Regions from separate parts of the Homo sapiens genome. Here region 1 is linked to region 2. A link is a loop called in an ENCODE intact Hi-C map of the cell type or tissue named here. Cell type or tissue: thyroid gland. All regions are shown on one strand. Each heading gives the region's core, and the rest is flanking DNA. Links, peaks and the distances in the headings are about the cores only.

Evidence for each region. Hi-C counts contacts between places; a loop is a spot of excess contacts. Peaks named below come from ENCODE experiments on the same cell type or tissue, not always from the same donor. Only the 100,000 strongest peaks of a DNase experiment are listed, where the experiment ranks them.
Region 1: a loop joins it to region 2, with 5 times the contacts of the local background. A loop is called at or near these places in 40 of 110 quality-filtered maps.

Annotation. Positions count from the first base shown.
Region 1 is chr4:82,803,747-82,811,755 of GRCh38, forward strand. No RefSeq gene overlaps it. Among named protein-coding and RNA genes, the nearest start is that of SCD5, 9.0 kb to the left of the region's middle. In thyroid gland, for the core only: no CTCF peak of the experiment used is centred there; no DNase peak of the experiment used is centred there.
Region 2 is chr4:82,463,242-82,471,250 of GRCh38, forward strand. LOC105377310 (a long non-coding RNA gene) reads left to right here and starts at 5,764. Exons shown (of 3, transcript XR_007058164.1): 1 at 5,764-7,076. In thyroid gland, for the core only: no CTCF peak of the experiment used is centred there; no DNase peak of the experiment used is centred there.

The sequences.
Region 1 (8,009 bases), core at 1,724-5,723, 340 kb after region 2:
GCTAATGGCTGTCATGTAAGACAGCACTGTTGAAGTATGAATAGTTCAAAGAAATGGTAGGGGATATTCCAGGCAGAGAAAAGTGCGTAAGTAAAGTTTTTGCACTTGGCATTCAGGGAGGTATATGGAATATCTGAAGTGAAAGTAGGGAAGCGTAGGAGATGAAGCTGAAATGCCATGCAGTGGGCAGCAGATGAGGGTACGTGGGTGTCTTGAGTGCCGTGCAGACAGAGCTATGAGGTAGGTGAGGGGAGCCACAGAAAGACTTTATGTAGCACAGTACTGGGATCAAGTTTGCACTGCAGAAAGACCACTCTGGAAGAGAGTGGGGAATGATTGTATTGGGGGTGCAGAGAGCTAAGATTGAAGGTGTGAAGATCAGTTAGGACACTATTTTAAGAATCTGTTGAGCAATGATGAGGGCCTGAATTAAGGCAAGGGCACAGATTCTGGAGAACAATAAATAGAGAAGATGGAATCAAGCCAGAGAAACTCAAATGGAAGAGTCAAAGAGATTTGATGCTGGATTAAACATAAAGAAGGAGGAAGAAAAATCTAGATTCTTTTTGGGTCTCTGAACTGGGTATTCAGGTGAAGGACAATGTCACTCACTGAAATACTAAGTTTGTGTTTATTTCCTCTCTTGTAAAGTGAGAATAATACCTACCTTATAGTATTCCTGTGACAACTAAAGTCAATATCCATAAAGTGATTAGAACAGTGCCTGGCACATAGTAAGGAATTAGTAAATATTATCACCATAATCATAATCATTTTTGAGATAGGAACTGAAGAAATAAATTAAAGAAGAAAATGAATTCCTGTTTTAGACATTCAAGTGAAACTTTGGGTGGATTTTTGAATATATAGGTGCCTGGAGCTTGGCAAAAAGTCTAGGCTGAAAATAACAATTTAGTCATGGTTCAATATAGTAAAATCCATGTCAGTAGAAACAGTTGGCCAGGAAAGGTAAGAAGAGAAAAGGGCTCAGGATAGAATCCTAGTGAAACACTATTTATGAACACAGCAAAGAAAAAGAAGCCAGTGGTGTGAACTGAGAAGGGAAAATGAGAGAAGTGGAAGAATCAGCAGAGTGTGGGAGAGCAGGATTCGCAATGTCGAAAATGTTATGGAAAGGCCAGGAAAGAAGGGAAATGAAGAGCACACTGTATACAAAGGTCATGGCTGACATTTGCTGAGGACTTTTCAACGAGTGATGGGAACAGACCTTGCACAGAGGTGACTTTAAGAACAAGAGGGAGGAGACAAGCATGGAACGCATATGTAAGTTAATTTTCCTAGATGCTTGGCAGTAAAGAGGAGAGGGATAGAGAAGCAAAGTTGAGTGTGTGCTTTCTAGGGCTGGATGGGATCAGGTGAGCAGATGGTTGGGCTAACTTAGAGCAGAGGGACAGCTTTTCATTGGAGACTGGAAGGAAATGAGGATGAAGGGAGCTTACAGAGTGGGCCAATAAAGTAAGGGAGGGTGCCATGATGGCCTGTTTGCTCTGAAGGGAAGATCAGGTGTCTGCTGGACAAGCAGAGTGGGAATTTGGTAAAGAGTTGGGAAAAAGTGATGAAGGCCTCCAAAAGCTGTTGAGAAAAATGAGAGAGGAAGCTGATCAAGAACATTTAAAAGGTTGCCTGGCCTAATTAAGGGCCCAACTAAGAATGGTTGCCACAAGCTTAAACTGGCTTAGTCTGCACAGTTGTGGTTACACAGCATCCCTCAGCAGTCTGATGGAATATCCATATTGAAGTTGTAGGGTGGGTTTGATGGGAGGACAAAGGATCCAGGTACTTGAGGAAATATGACTAGAAGGAAGCTAAGATGTTATAGACAGTGGAGGAATCAAGGGAACCAAGGTTTTGAAGAAATTGAAGAGAAAATCTGTTTATTAGGGAATGAAAATAAATGAAGTAATGGCCATTATGCCCCAAGAGTGGGATCTGGGACTTGAGACCTATGGTTGTGAAAGAGTTTCCAACGATAAGCTCCAAGGTGAGGCCACAGGATTATAGTGGAGGGTTGGCAGTTCCTGGAAATGAGGAAGATGAAGTATTATGGACAGGACCTCCAAAGGGGGTTGAAATCACAGGCTGCATCCAGATTTAGCTGGAGAAGATTGTGAGCTGGGTGCCCAAGGGGACTTCCTAAAGAAAGACAAGTAACAGCTTTCAAATGTCAATGAACAGTTAGAAGATTCTAAATACAAAACTAGCAGCTCTGAGATGTATGAGGACAAGACCATCACAGCCAGAATTCCTGGATTCTGGCCAGCAGTGCATACCTTGGAGTAGAAGTTGCTTCTGGTAGAGAGGATAGAAAGAAGACAGAAAGTATTATATGTTAATGCTACCTACAAAAACTGTGTGTGAGAGAGAAACATGATGAGGCATGTGGTCTGGTATGATCAGGAGGGCTTCGTGGAGGAGGTGGCAGCAAACAAGGCCCTGGAAGATAGGTGACTTTGCAGAGACTCCCACTTGGATAATAGCCTAAGAATAGGCTTAGATATGGGGGTGAGCCTAGCAAAACACCTAGCACTTAGATAAGGTTGTATTTTGGCCAGGCACAGTGGCTCACACCTGTAATCCCAGCACTTTGGAAGGCCAAGGTGGGTGGATCACTTGAGCCCAAGACTTTTAGATTAGCCCGGGCAACATGGCAAAATCCTGTCTCTACAAGAAATACAAAAAATTAGCTGGGTGTGGTGGCATGCACCTGTAATCCCAGCTACTTGGGAGGCTGAGGTGGGAGGATCACCTGAGCCTGGGAGGTCAAGGCTGCAGTGAGTCATGATTGTACCACTGCACTCCAGCCTGGGTGATAGAGCAAGAACCTGTGGAGAAAATGCAGGCTTTAGGGAGGGAGGAAAGAGCAAGAAAAGATCCATTCTTGAAGTTAAAAATTTACAATGATTCTCAGATCTATGCATTTCTCAAAAAAATGCAGATTTTGTCTACAGGACAAAATCACAATCTTGTGAAAATGACCTAGGTTTGGCAGTCTAAAACCTGGGTTTGCAGGTACATGGATTGGAAGAATCAATACTGTTAAAATGTCCATACTGGCCGGGCGCGGTGGCTCATGCCTGTAATCCCAGCACTTTGGGAGGCCGAGGCAGGTGGATCACGAGGTCAGGAGATTGAGACCATCCTGGCTAACACGGTGAAACCCCGTCTCTACTAAAAATACAAAAAATTAGCCAGGCGGGGTGGCAGGCGCCTGTAGTTCCAGCTACTCAGGAGGCTGAGGCAGGAGAATGGCTCAGGAACCCGGGAGGCGGAGCTTGCAGTGAGCCGAGATTGCGCCACTGCACTCCAGCCTGGGCGACAGAGCGAGACTCCGTCTCAAAAAAAAAAAAAAAAAAAAAAAAGTCCATACTACCCAAAGCAATCTACAGGTTCAATGCAATCCTCATCAAAATACCAATGACATTCTTCACAGAAATAGAAAAGACAGTCCTAAAAATGTACATGAAACCACAAAAGGCACAGAAAAGCCAAAGCTATCCTGAGCAAAAAGAATAAAACTGGAGGAATCACATTACTTGATTTACAGAGCCATAGTAACCAACACAGCATGACACTGGCATAAAAACAGACACATAGTCCAATGGAACAGAATAGAGAACCCAGAAACAAATCTATATATCTACAGTGAACTCATTTTCGACAAAGGTGCCAAAGGCATACATTAGAAAAAGGACAGTCTCTTCAGTAAATGGTGCTGGGAAAACTGGATATCCATATGCAGAAGAACAAAACTAGACCCCTATCTCTCACTATATAAAAAATCAAAATGGATTACAGACTTAAATCTAAGACTTTAGACTATCAAAGTACTACAAGAAAACATTGGGAGAAACTCTGCAGGACATTGGACTGGACAAAGACTTCTTTTTTTTTTTTTTTTTTTTGAGATGGAGTTTCACTCTTGTCACCCAGGCTGGAGTGCAATGGCACAATCTTGGCTTACTGTAACCTCTGCATCCTGGGTTCAAGCGATTCTCCTGCCTCAGCCTCCTGACTAGCTGGGATTACAGGTGTGCTCCACCACACCTGACTAATTTTGTATTTTTAGTAGGGTCCAGGGTTTCACCATGTTGACCAGGCTGGTCTCAAACTCCTGACCTCAGGTGATCTGCCCACCTTGGCCTCCCAAAGTGCTGGGATTACAGGCGTGAGCCACTGTACCCAGCCAGATTTCTTGAGTAATATCCCACAAGCACAGGCAACCAAAGCAAAAGTGGACAAATGGGATCACATCAAGTTAAAAAGCTTCTGCACAGCATAGGAAACAGCCAATAAAGTGAATATGGAACCCACAGAATGGGAGAAAATATTTGCAAACTACCCATCTGGCAAGTGATTAATAACCAAAATATATAAGAAGCTCAAACTCCACAGGAAAAAAATACTGATTTTAAAATGGGCAAAAGATCTGAACAGACATTTCTCAAAAGAAGACAAACAAATGACCAACAGGTATATGATACAATGCTGAACATTATCATCAGAGAAATGCAAATCAAACCTACAATGACATATTATTTCACCTCGGTTAAAATGGCTTTTATCCAAAAGACAGACAATAACAAATACTGGTAAGGATATGGAGAAAAGAGAACCCTCATACACTGTTGGTGGAAATGGAAATTATTAATAATATCATTGAGGACTCTGAGTAAAAGGTATAATTTCTCTATGATTTCTTATAACTGTATATGAATAAATAATTACTTCAAAATTAATAGTTTAATTAAAAATGTGAAGTGGTTGAAGCATTGCATTCAAGGTTTATTCACCCATTCATTCATAGAATATTCCAGAAATATTTATTGTATATATGTTTATAAGTATGCTTATATAATATAAATATATAAAATATAAAATATAAATATATTTATATGACCCAGCAATCTCACTGCTAGGTACATACCCAAAAGAAAGGAAATCAGTACATGGAAGAGGTATCTGTACTCCCATGTTTATTGCAGCACAATTTAGAAGCAACCTAAGTGTCCATCAACAGATGAATGGATAAAGAAAATGTGGTACATACACTCAATGGAGTACTAGTCAGCCATAAAAAAGAATGGGATCCTGTCCTTTGCAACAACATGAATGGAACTTGAGGTCATTATGTTAAATGAAATAAGCCAGGCACAGAAAGGCAACCTTTACATGTTGTCATGTATTTGTGGGAGCTAAAAATTAAAATGACTGAACTCATGGAGATAGAAAGTAGGACAATGGCTACCAGGGAAGGGAAGCATAGTTGGGAAAGATAGTGTGGCAGGGGAGAAAGGGGGATGGTTAATGGGTACAAAAATATAGTTAGATAGAATGAATAAAATATAGTATTTGGCCGGGCGCAGTGGCTCATGCCTGTAATCCCAGCACTTTGGGAGGCCAAGGCGGGTGGATCACCAGGTCAGGAGTTCAAGACCAGCCTGGCCAAGATGGTGAAACCCCATCTCTACTAAAAATACAAAAAAATTAGCCAGGCATGGAGGCGAGCAACTGTAATCCCAGCTACTCGGGAGGCTGAGGCAGAGAATTGCTTGAACCCAGGAGGCGGAGGTTGCAGTGAGCCAAGATCACACCACTACACTCCAGCCTGGCTGACAGAGCGAGACTCCGTCTCAAAAAAAAAAAAAAAAAAAAAATATATATATATATATATGTATAGTATTTGATTGCACAGCAAGGTGACTACAGTCAATAATAATTTATTGTACATTTAAAAATAACTAAAGGAGTATAACTGGATTGTTTGTAACACAAAGAACGATAAATGCTTGAGGTAATGGACACCCCATTTACCCCAATGTGATTATTATGCATTGCATGCCTGTATCAGAATATCTCATGTACCCCATAAACATGTATACCCACTATGTACCCACAAAAATTAAAAATTAACAATAAAAAAAAGACCTGGGTTGAAGTCTGGCCCTCCCACTCTGAATTGGCACATCCAAGTACTGTGTGATTTGGGGACAATGAGTCTCTTTCAGATCTTCAGTTTCATCCTATATATTATGGGAATTAAGACAGATCTATGCTGGTAATCCTCTCCAGGCAAAGTGCCAAATAATCTCAACATCAGTATTTTATGTGCAAAATGGAGATAATACCACACATTTCACAGGAATAGAACTTTGTAGAGTTTGGTACCTAAATTAGTGTGAACCACTTATTTTATTACTATTTTTTTAATCATTCTAGACAGATGGACTGAATGCAGTTGTAATAACCTGCCTGGCCAGAAAGCCAGGATGCTCCTGGGGGTCCCAGACTGTGAAGAGAGGCATAACTGGGTAGGCTACAGGGATTCAGACCTTGAAGGAATGAATTCTAGCAGGGCCAGGATTGGCGTGCTTTGAAGGGAACTGTGAAAAAAAATCATCTGCTTTGGTTTTTCAGAGGTAATCATTAAAGGCAACTCCTTTGGCACAAAAAAGGAATCAGCTCTGCGGCTCTTATGAATTTAAAGGCGAAGGAGGTTGCCTCTTGGCTAAGGGACATGAAGAACAGCTTCAAGTTTAAACAATCTTTGTGCTCACAGTGTGAGATAATCACTCACAGGCTTTACATTAGAATGATTCCAGTGAAGCATAATGTTGGAAAGTTAGCCTTCAAGGTTACAGGAAGATGGGTTTTGAGATACAGCAACACCACGGCTTAGAAGAAAATCAGTCCTCTCTGCTTCCTCCAGTCCCAGGAGGGTTGGTGTCTCTCTTTCTGTACTAAATAGATTGGAAAAATTCCGCACTGAGAATTTATATAGCAGTGGATGATGGGAGACCTGGTCCTCTAAAATGAATGCTTCTATTGCTTTAGATGAGAAAAAGAGTGAAGGGTTTTCCTTTAACAAAGACCCTTATTGCTTAAGACCCTTCCAACATTTCCTGATGACTTTTTTTTTTTTTTTTTTTTTTTTGAGACAGAGTCTCACTCTGTCACCAGGCTGGAGTGCAGTGGTGCGATCTCGGCTCACTGCAACCTCCGCCTCCTGGGTTCAAGCGATTCTCCTGCCTCAGCCTCCCCAGTAGCTGGGACTGCAGGCGTGCGCCAGTACGCCCAGCTAATTTTTTTTTGAGACAGTTTCGCTCTTGTTGCCCAGGTTGGAGTGCAATGGCGTGATCTCGGCTCACCGCAACCTCTGCCTCCCAGTTTCAAGCGATTCTCCTGCCTCAGCTTCCCGAGTAGCTGGGATTACAGGCATGTGCCACCACACCCGGCTAATTTTGTATTTTTAGTAGAGTCGGGGTTTCTCCATGTTGGTTAGGCTGGTCTTGAACTCGTGACCTCAGGTGATCTACTGGCCTCAGCCTCCCAAAGTGTTGGGATTACAGGCGTGAGCCACCATGACTGCTGCAATTTGGCAGTAGGGAATTGGGCTCTGGAGATGACCAGATTTGAAGGCTATTCGTTCCTGATTCATAAGATAGTTAAGAAGGTCTACTTTATGAAAAACCCATTGACATACTGAAACCTACCCAAACCTGTCACTTTGGTCAGCAATATGCTGCCCCTTGCATCTCTCCAAACAATCTTGAGTTTCAATCTATTAACATTCTTTCATTCAATATGTATTTATCGAGCCTATTCTAGAAGTTAAGCACTGAGCCCAGCTCCATAGACAGAGGAGTTTATGGCTTTATGCTCAGGGAATTCACAGTTCAGTAGGGGAGGCAGACATTAATCAAATAATCACTAAAAGAATTATATACCACAAATTCTAATAAATGCTCTGGAAGTCACTAATCATGCTTTTTTAAGACCCAGCCATGACATGTCAACATTTGTTAATACCCATACCACATCCACCTTTGACCAGGCTGAAGTGCAGTGGTGCAATCACAGCTCACTGTAGCCTCAACCTCCTGAGCTCAAGCAATCCTCCCACCTCAGCATCCTAAGTAGCTGGGACTATAGGCATGTGTTACCACACCTGGCTAATTAAAATATATATATATATATATATATTTTTTTTT
Region 2 (8,009 bases), core at 1,934-5,933:
TAGAATAACTTTACAGGAGGGGTGATGAGAAGGTGACATCTAATCTAAATGACATGGAAGACATGTAGGAAACTAGGAGAACTGGTGTTCCATGCAGATGGAACAGCATAGCACAGATCTAGGGCAAAGCTTGGCCTTTTTCAGGAATTGAGAGCCCAGTGGCTGGATACCATCAGAGAAGTGGGCTGAAGCCAGATGATAGTGCTTTGTACTCCAGTAAGAAGTTTGAATTGTATTCTAAGTATGGTAAAAAGCCCCTGGAGGACTTTGAGCAGAAGATAACCTGAGTGGTTTACATATTTAAGGAATTCTGTATGGAATGGAGAATGGTTTATAAGTGGGCATGACTGCATGCAGGAAGGTGAGTTAAGTATATCAGGGTTGAGTGCTGCAGGCAAAAATCACAAGGAGTTAGGTGTATACAACATCAGTGGAAGAACTGGGAGAAGAGTCAGGGCAACTACCACTGGACTGTGGAGTTAGAGGACACCTCACAGTGGTTAGCTCAGGAAGCCTGCTACCATTGCCACTGTAGCTCATGCCCACGACGCTGGCCAGACTCTGGAATGCCAGGCCCCATTGCTGCAACCTCTCCAAACAGAACACTTCCATCTCTTCTCCAATTAGGGGGTAAAATTGGCACTTGAGAGAGTCAATCTACTGGGTCTGAGAAGGCTGTTGTAGTAATGAAGGTAAGGGATGGTGGTGGCTTGCCTTAGGGTGGTAAAAGCAGAAATAGAAGTGGAAAGATTCAGAATAGGTTTTAGACATGACAGTGACCACTTATTGATTGATTGGATTTGAAAGGGTAACTCTTACATTTTTAGCTTAAGCAACTGGATAGATGATACTACTGGAAAAATAGCAGTGCTGCTGATAATAATGTAAAGCCAATGTAGATCCTGATGTCAACATGACCGAAGAGCAGTTGGATATAAGTCTAGAGTTCAGAATGCTGGCCTGGCTGGAGATCAGATTTGAGAGTTCACTGGCATAGAGATGCTATTAAAAGCCATGGGATGGGGTTGCTTAGGAAGAGTCTGTTGATAGAGAAGAGAGCCTAAACAGCCCGTAGGCTCCAACACTAGAGGTCAAGCCAAGCAAAGAAACCAGCAAAGGAGATGGGAAAGTATTGGGCACTGAGGAAGGAAAACCAGGAGAGTGGCAGGGGAGCCCATTAAAGAAGGAACTATTCAAATTTATCAATTGCTGCTAAGAATTCAGTTGAGAATAGCAGTGGCCCTGCAGTCTAAGTGGAGTGGTGGGAACAGAAGTAAGATTAAGTTGAGGAGGTCAGGAGGGCCTATGAGGTCTAGCTAAAGATTTATCCATTTTGTTGATCTTTTTAAAGAAGAACATTTGGTTTTGTTGATTCTCTATTTTGTTTATTTCCACTCTAATCGTATTTCCTTCTGCTTGCTTTGGGTTTAATTTGCATTTCTTTTTCTAGTTCCTTAATGTGGAAACTTATGTAATTGCTTTGTGAGTTTTTTTTTTCTTTTTTTTTTTGAGATGGAGTCTCGCTCTGTTGCCCAGGCTGGAGTGCAGTAGTGCAATCTCAGCTCACTGCAACCTCCGCCTCCTGGGTTCAAGCGATTCTCCTGCCTCAGCCTCCCAAGTAGCTGGAACTACAGGCACCTGTCACCACGCCTGGCTAGTTTTTGTATTTTTAGTAGAGACAGGGTTTTGCCATATTGGCCAGGCTGGTCTTGAACTCCTCACCTCAGGTGATCAGCTCGCCTCGGCCTCCCAAAGTGCTGGGATTCCAGGCGTGAGCGACTGTGTCCGGCCATTTTCTTTTTTTTTTTTTTTAATGTAGGCATTTACAGCTCTGAGTTTCCCTCCGAGCATTATTTTCACTGTATCCCATAGGTTGAGGTATGTTGTGTTTTTGTTTTCATGTGTCTCAATATATTTTCTAATTTCCTTTGTGATTTCTTCCTTCACCCATTGGTTGTTTAAGTGTTTAATTTCCACATATTGTGAATTTTCCAAATGTCCTTCTGTTACTGATTTCTAATATCATTCCCCTATACTTAGAGAACATACTTTGTATGATTTTGATCTTTTAAAATTTAACAAGACTTTTCATGGCCTAACTTATAGTCTATCCTGGAGAATATTCTTTGTGCACTGGAGAAGAATTTAAATTCTGCTGTTATTGGGTGGAGTGTTCTGCGTGTATGTCTATTAGGTCTAGTTGGTTTGTAGTGTTGTTTGAATCTTCTGTTTCCTTGTTTACATTCTGTCCAGTTGCTCTATTATTGAATGTGAAGTATTGAATGCTCCCTCTCTTTTGTTAAATTGTCTATTCTTTTCTTCAATTCTCTTTAGCTTCATCTATTTTGCTGCCCTGTTGTAAGGTGTGTATATGTTTATAATTGTTATAGCTTCTTGCTAGCTTCTTTAACATTATAATGTCCTTCTTTGTCTCTTGTAACAGTTTTTGTCTTAAAGTCTATTTTGTCTGGTATTACTGTAGCCACTTCACCCTCTATTTACATGGAATATCTTTTTTTTTTTTTTTTGAGTCAGGGTGTCACTCCGGGGCCCCAGGCTGGAGTGCAGTGGCAAGATCATAGCTTACTGCCTCAATCTCCCAGGCTCAAGCGATCCTCCCACCTTAGCCTCCTGAGTAGCTGGGACCACAGGTGTGCGACCTCACACCTAGCTAATTTTTGTATTTTTGTAGAGATGAGGTCTCACTCTATTGCCCAGGCTGGTCTCAAACTCCTGGGCTCAAGCTATCTGCCTGCCTTGGTCTCCCAAAGTGTTAGGATTACAGCCCGGCCGAATTTCTTTTACCATCCTCTTTCTATTTATTTCTGTCCTGAATCCAAAATGTGTCTTTTATAGGTAGTATGTAATGGATTATGTTTTCAATTCATTATGCCAGCCTCTGCCTTTTAATTGAAGAGTTTAAGCCATTGACATATAATTACTGACAAGCACTTAATTCTGCCATTTTGCTATTTGATTTCTATATATATATATATGTATTTTTTTTTTTTTTTTTTTTTTTTTTTTTTTTGAGACGGAGTCTCGCTCTGTCACCCAGGCTGGAGCGCAGTGGTGCAATCTCAGCTCACTGCAACCTCCACCTCCCAGGTTCAGGCGATTCTCGTGCTTCAACCTCACGAGTAGCTAGGGCTACAGGTGTGCACCACCACACCTGACTAATTTTTGTAATTTTAGTGGAGATGGGGTTTTGCCATGTTGGCCAGGCTGGTCTCGAACTCCTGACCTCAGGTAATCTGCCTGCCTTGGCCTCCCGAAGTGCTGGGATTACAGGCGTGAGCTACCATGCCCAGCATTGTCATCTCTTTTAATATATATTTTTGAATTTTTTTTTAGTGATTTCCCCTGAGGGTACAATTAACATATATTTATAACATTCTAGTTCTGATTAATACCACCTTAGTTTTTGTTTGTTTGTTTTAAGATGGAGTCTCACTCTGTCCCCCAGGCTGGAGCACAGTGGCATGATCTCAGCTCACTGCAGCCTCCCCCTCCCGGGTTCAGGCCGTTCTTGTGCCTCAGCCTCCCTAGTAGCTGGGATTACAGGCGGGAGCCACTGTGCCTGGCCACTACCACTTTAGTTTGAATAGTATACAAAACTTTGCTCCACATAACTCCATTCTCCACCATTTAAGTTGTTATTGTCACAAATTACATCTGTATATATTGTGTACCCATCAACATAGATTTATTACTATTGCTTTATGCAGTTGTATTTTAAATCAGATAGGAGAAAAAGGAGTAGCAAACAACAAATACATTTATACTGTCTTTTAATATTTAACTATTGTATTAGTTTCCTAGGGCTGCAAGGTACTGCAAATTGAGTGGCTTAAAGCAAAAGAAACTTAGCCTCCCAAAGTTCTAGATGCTAGAAGTCTGAAATCAAGGTGTTGGCAGAGTTGGTGCCTTATGGAGGCACTAAGCGAGAATCTGTTCCATTCCACCTAGCTTCTGGTGACAGCTGACAAGCCAGGCCATTGCTTGGGTCATAAATGCGTGACTCCAATTTCTACTTCTGTCTTCACATGGCATTTTTTCCTGTGTGTCTATGTCTTCACAAGGCTATTTTATGAGCACACCAGTCATATTAGAGGAAGGGCCTACCCTAAACCAGTATGATCTCAACTAACTACATCTGCAGTGATTCTATTTCCAAATAAGGTTGCACTCTGATGTACTGGGAATTAGGATGCAGCATATCTTTGGGGTGGGGGGGATACATATTTCAACCCATAACACCAAGAATGTCAGAGCTTTTCAAAGCCCTTGTTCACCAAAGCATCACTAGCCTTTTCTGTCAAGCGTTTTGGTTAGACTGCTGTTGGCTCCAGCTGTTTTCCATTGTTCCAGGGTTGTGATTAATACATTTGCCTTTAACTTTTCATCAAAGGACCCTGGTAGCTGCCTCAGAACTGGCAGAGTTCCAAGTTAGGCAAGATAATAGTAAGCCCATTCAGCTAAGGAGCCACCAGATACGTTGCTATGGACTTAATCGTGTTCCCACAAATTCATATATTGAGGCCCTAGCTAAGCCCCAATGTGACTATATTTGGAGATAAGGCCTTTGGGAGGCAATGAAGATTAAATGAGTTAATAAGGGTGGGCCCTAATCCAATGGATTGGTGGCCTTATAAAAGGAGGAGGAGACACCAGAGAACTCTCCACCATGTGAGGACACACTGAGAAGGTGGCATCTACAAGCCAGGAGGAGCCTTCACTAAAAGCCAAATCTGCCAGAACCTTGATCTTGGACTTTGAGCTTCCAGAACTGTAAGAGAATACATTTCTGTCGTTTAAGCCACCCAGTCTGTAGCATTTTGTTACAGCAGCCCAAGCAGACAAACGCACAGCTCAAAACGAATGACCACAATTCTTTGTGAATGAGATCCATTATTCTGCTCCCTCTGGCATTCTTACCTGTGCTAGAAACCTGGGCTCTTACCTTCAAGGCCATCATCACTGAGCACAGGAGTGGGAGTTAGAAGGAGGGTAACTTAAATCACCACAGAGCTTCCTGAGCTTTTGCTGAGATTCAGGTAGTTTTGTAATTGCCCAGCTGGGTTCTTCTTGCCCACTGCCCAGAAAAGCTAATGCACTAAGAGCAGCAAGAGTGTTGCAGCAAATAATTTCATTATCACAGGGCCCACCAAGCAGATGGACGGGAAATAATTCTCAAATCCACCTCCCTGAGAATTCGGGGACTAGGGTTTTTCAAGGATAGTTTGGTGGGCAGGAGGCTAGGGAATGAGTAATGCTGATGGGTTGGGTCAAGGATGAAATCATAGGGGGTTGCTATTCTTTTGCTGAGTTGATATCTGGGTGCAACTTTTTTTAATGGGTGGTGCCAGTTGGTCCATACGAAATTCAAATCTGAAAAATATCTCAAACATCAGTCTTAGGTTTTATAACAGTGATGTTATCCACAGGGGCATTTGGGGGAAGTTACAAATCTTGTGACCAGTGGCTATGTGACTTCTGAGTAGTAAAGAGTTTTTTTTTTTTTTTTAGATGGAGTCTCACTCTATAGCCCAGGCTGGAGTGCTGTGGTGCCATCTCGGCTCACTGCAACCTTCACCTCCCAGGTTCAAGCAATTCTCTGCCTCAGCCTCCCGAGTAGCTGGGATTACAGGCACCCACAACCACACCCGGCTAATTTTTTTGTATTTTTAGTAGAGATGGGGTTTCACCATCTTGGCCAGGCTGGTTTTGAACTCCTGACCTCGTGATCCACCCACCTCAGCTTCCCAAAGTGCTGGGATTATAGGCATGAGCCACCGTGCCGGGCCAAGTAGTTTTAAACAGTCAAGTTATAAAACAATGACTGGTTAGAGTTTAACTCTGCCTACATCTTAGCAGAAGAAACAATGGCTGATTAGAGTTTGTGCCTACATCTTAGCAGAATTCAGGGCCCTATCACATTTCTAAGCTTGAGGCCTTTGGTTAGTTTTACAAAAGCAGTTTTGGTCCTGAGCAAGGAGGGGGTTAGTTATGAGAAGGAACTATTTTCATTTTTGTTTTAACATTAAACTATAAATTCGTAGGCCAGGCACGGTGGCTCACACCTGTAATCCCAGCACTTTGGGAGGCCAAGGTGGGAGGATCACTCAAGACCAGGAGTTCAAGACCAGCCTGGGTAATATGATGAAACCCCATCTATCAAAACAAAAGAAAACAAAACAAAAATTAGCTGGGCATGGTGGTTATGTGCCTGTAGTCCCAGCTACTCAGGAGGCTGAGACAGTAGGATTGCTTGAGGTTGGGAGGTCGAAGCTGCAGTGAGCCATGAGTGTGTCACTGCACTCCAGCCTGGGTGACAGAGTGAAACCCTGTCTCAAAAAATAAAAATAAAAGTAAATACAAAATTCCTCCTATAGTTAGCCTGGAATGAGCAAAGACAGCTTGTGAGGTTAGAAGGAAGATGGAGTCAGTTATGTTAGATTTCCCTCACTCATAATTTTTGCAAAAGTAGTTAGTCTTTCTTGATTAAGTCCTCCTGGTTGCTGTAAGCTTTTGCTTAGGTTCTAGAATTCTAAAAAAGTTGATTCTGGCAGTTTTTGCCAGTTTATTTATTGCTTTTTTGGAGGGACTTTTGATGTTCCTTATTCTTCCCTGTTCATGGATGTCACCCCTACATGCTTTTCTTACAATGTGACTTTTGCAGTCCTCTCACCAAGAGGTGGGGCCTATGTTCCATTCTATGAGACTGGGTGGGACTTACGACTGCTCCAACCAAACAAGGACAACAGAGGCCATGGTTTGTAACTTTCTAAGCTAGGTTATGATACAGCTTCTAGCTGACTCACTTTTTTCAAGAGCTGGGGTTAGACAATTGCTCTGGGGAAGTCAGCTACCACACTGTGAGAAGCCCAGATTCACCCATATGGAGAAAAACTAAGGCCTCAAGCTGACAGCCAGCCTTGACCTCCAGACACAAGAATAGGCTGGTCTTCAGATGCTTCCAGCGTCCAGCCTTCAAGCTCTCTAGTAGAGACCCCAGACTTCAGAGAAAAGCTGTCCCTGCTGTGCCCTGTCTGAATTCCTGACCCACAGAATCTGTGAGTATAATAAATGGTGGCTTTATGCCACTACATTTTGTGATAATCTGTTTGGCAGCCAACGTGAATCAAATAGTACTAAGCAGTGGACAGGATTTTTCATCCGTTTCAGCACAGCGAGGCTTTTAAAAGGCCTCTGCTGGGGTATGCAGTTAGGAACATCGAGATTGTCTCATCATTCCCCCGTCTCCTTCCAAGTGGTGGCATCTCTTATCTTCCTACATTTTGCAAGTGTCCCCATCTTCCCAGTCATACAGGCTTGAACCTTCAGAATGTCTTTGACGCTTTCTTCCCCTTCACCCTCCTCCACAGGCAGCAAGTCACACCTGTTGTCTTTTGCACAGTGCCTCTCAAATTCGTTTTCTTCCCATTCCTAGCAGCCTGTGCTTGAAGCTCCAGTAGTTATTCCTACAAAATAAAATGCCACAATAGAAAAAGACTGCTGATAATAAGCATAGTGCTTTCAGGCTTTATACTAGAAAAGGGTACTGCTTAAAGCCTTCCAAGGGCAAGTAATGATAATGCTTATGGATACGATAAGGAAGTCAAATGTATTTTGAGAAAGCTCTCTCCTAGGACAATGCAAAAAGCAAATCACCAGCTGGTCTCTATCTGGAGTACTTCTAGTCACTGAATCCACTTGTTGCTGTGTTTAGTCTAAGCCCTTTCCCCCCAGTGCTCTTAATTATCTCTGGCTACAAATCTAAATATAGTTTACAAAAATCTGGTCATCTTAGATGTTATTCTAATATTGACTGGTAAATAAATCTCTTAGTTCTGCTTTATACAGAAATATTCATTGAATACCTTACATCTTTTCTTTATTCTGACCCAGATAGCATTTGTGGGTGGAGTTGTTCTTGTTGCTGCTGCTGCTGCTGTTGTTGTTGTTGTTGTTGTTGTGATGGAGTCTCGCTCTGTCGCCCAGGCTGG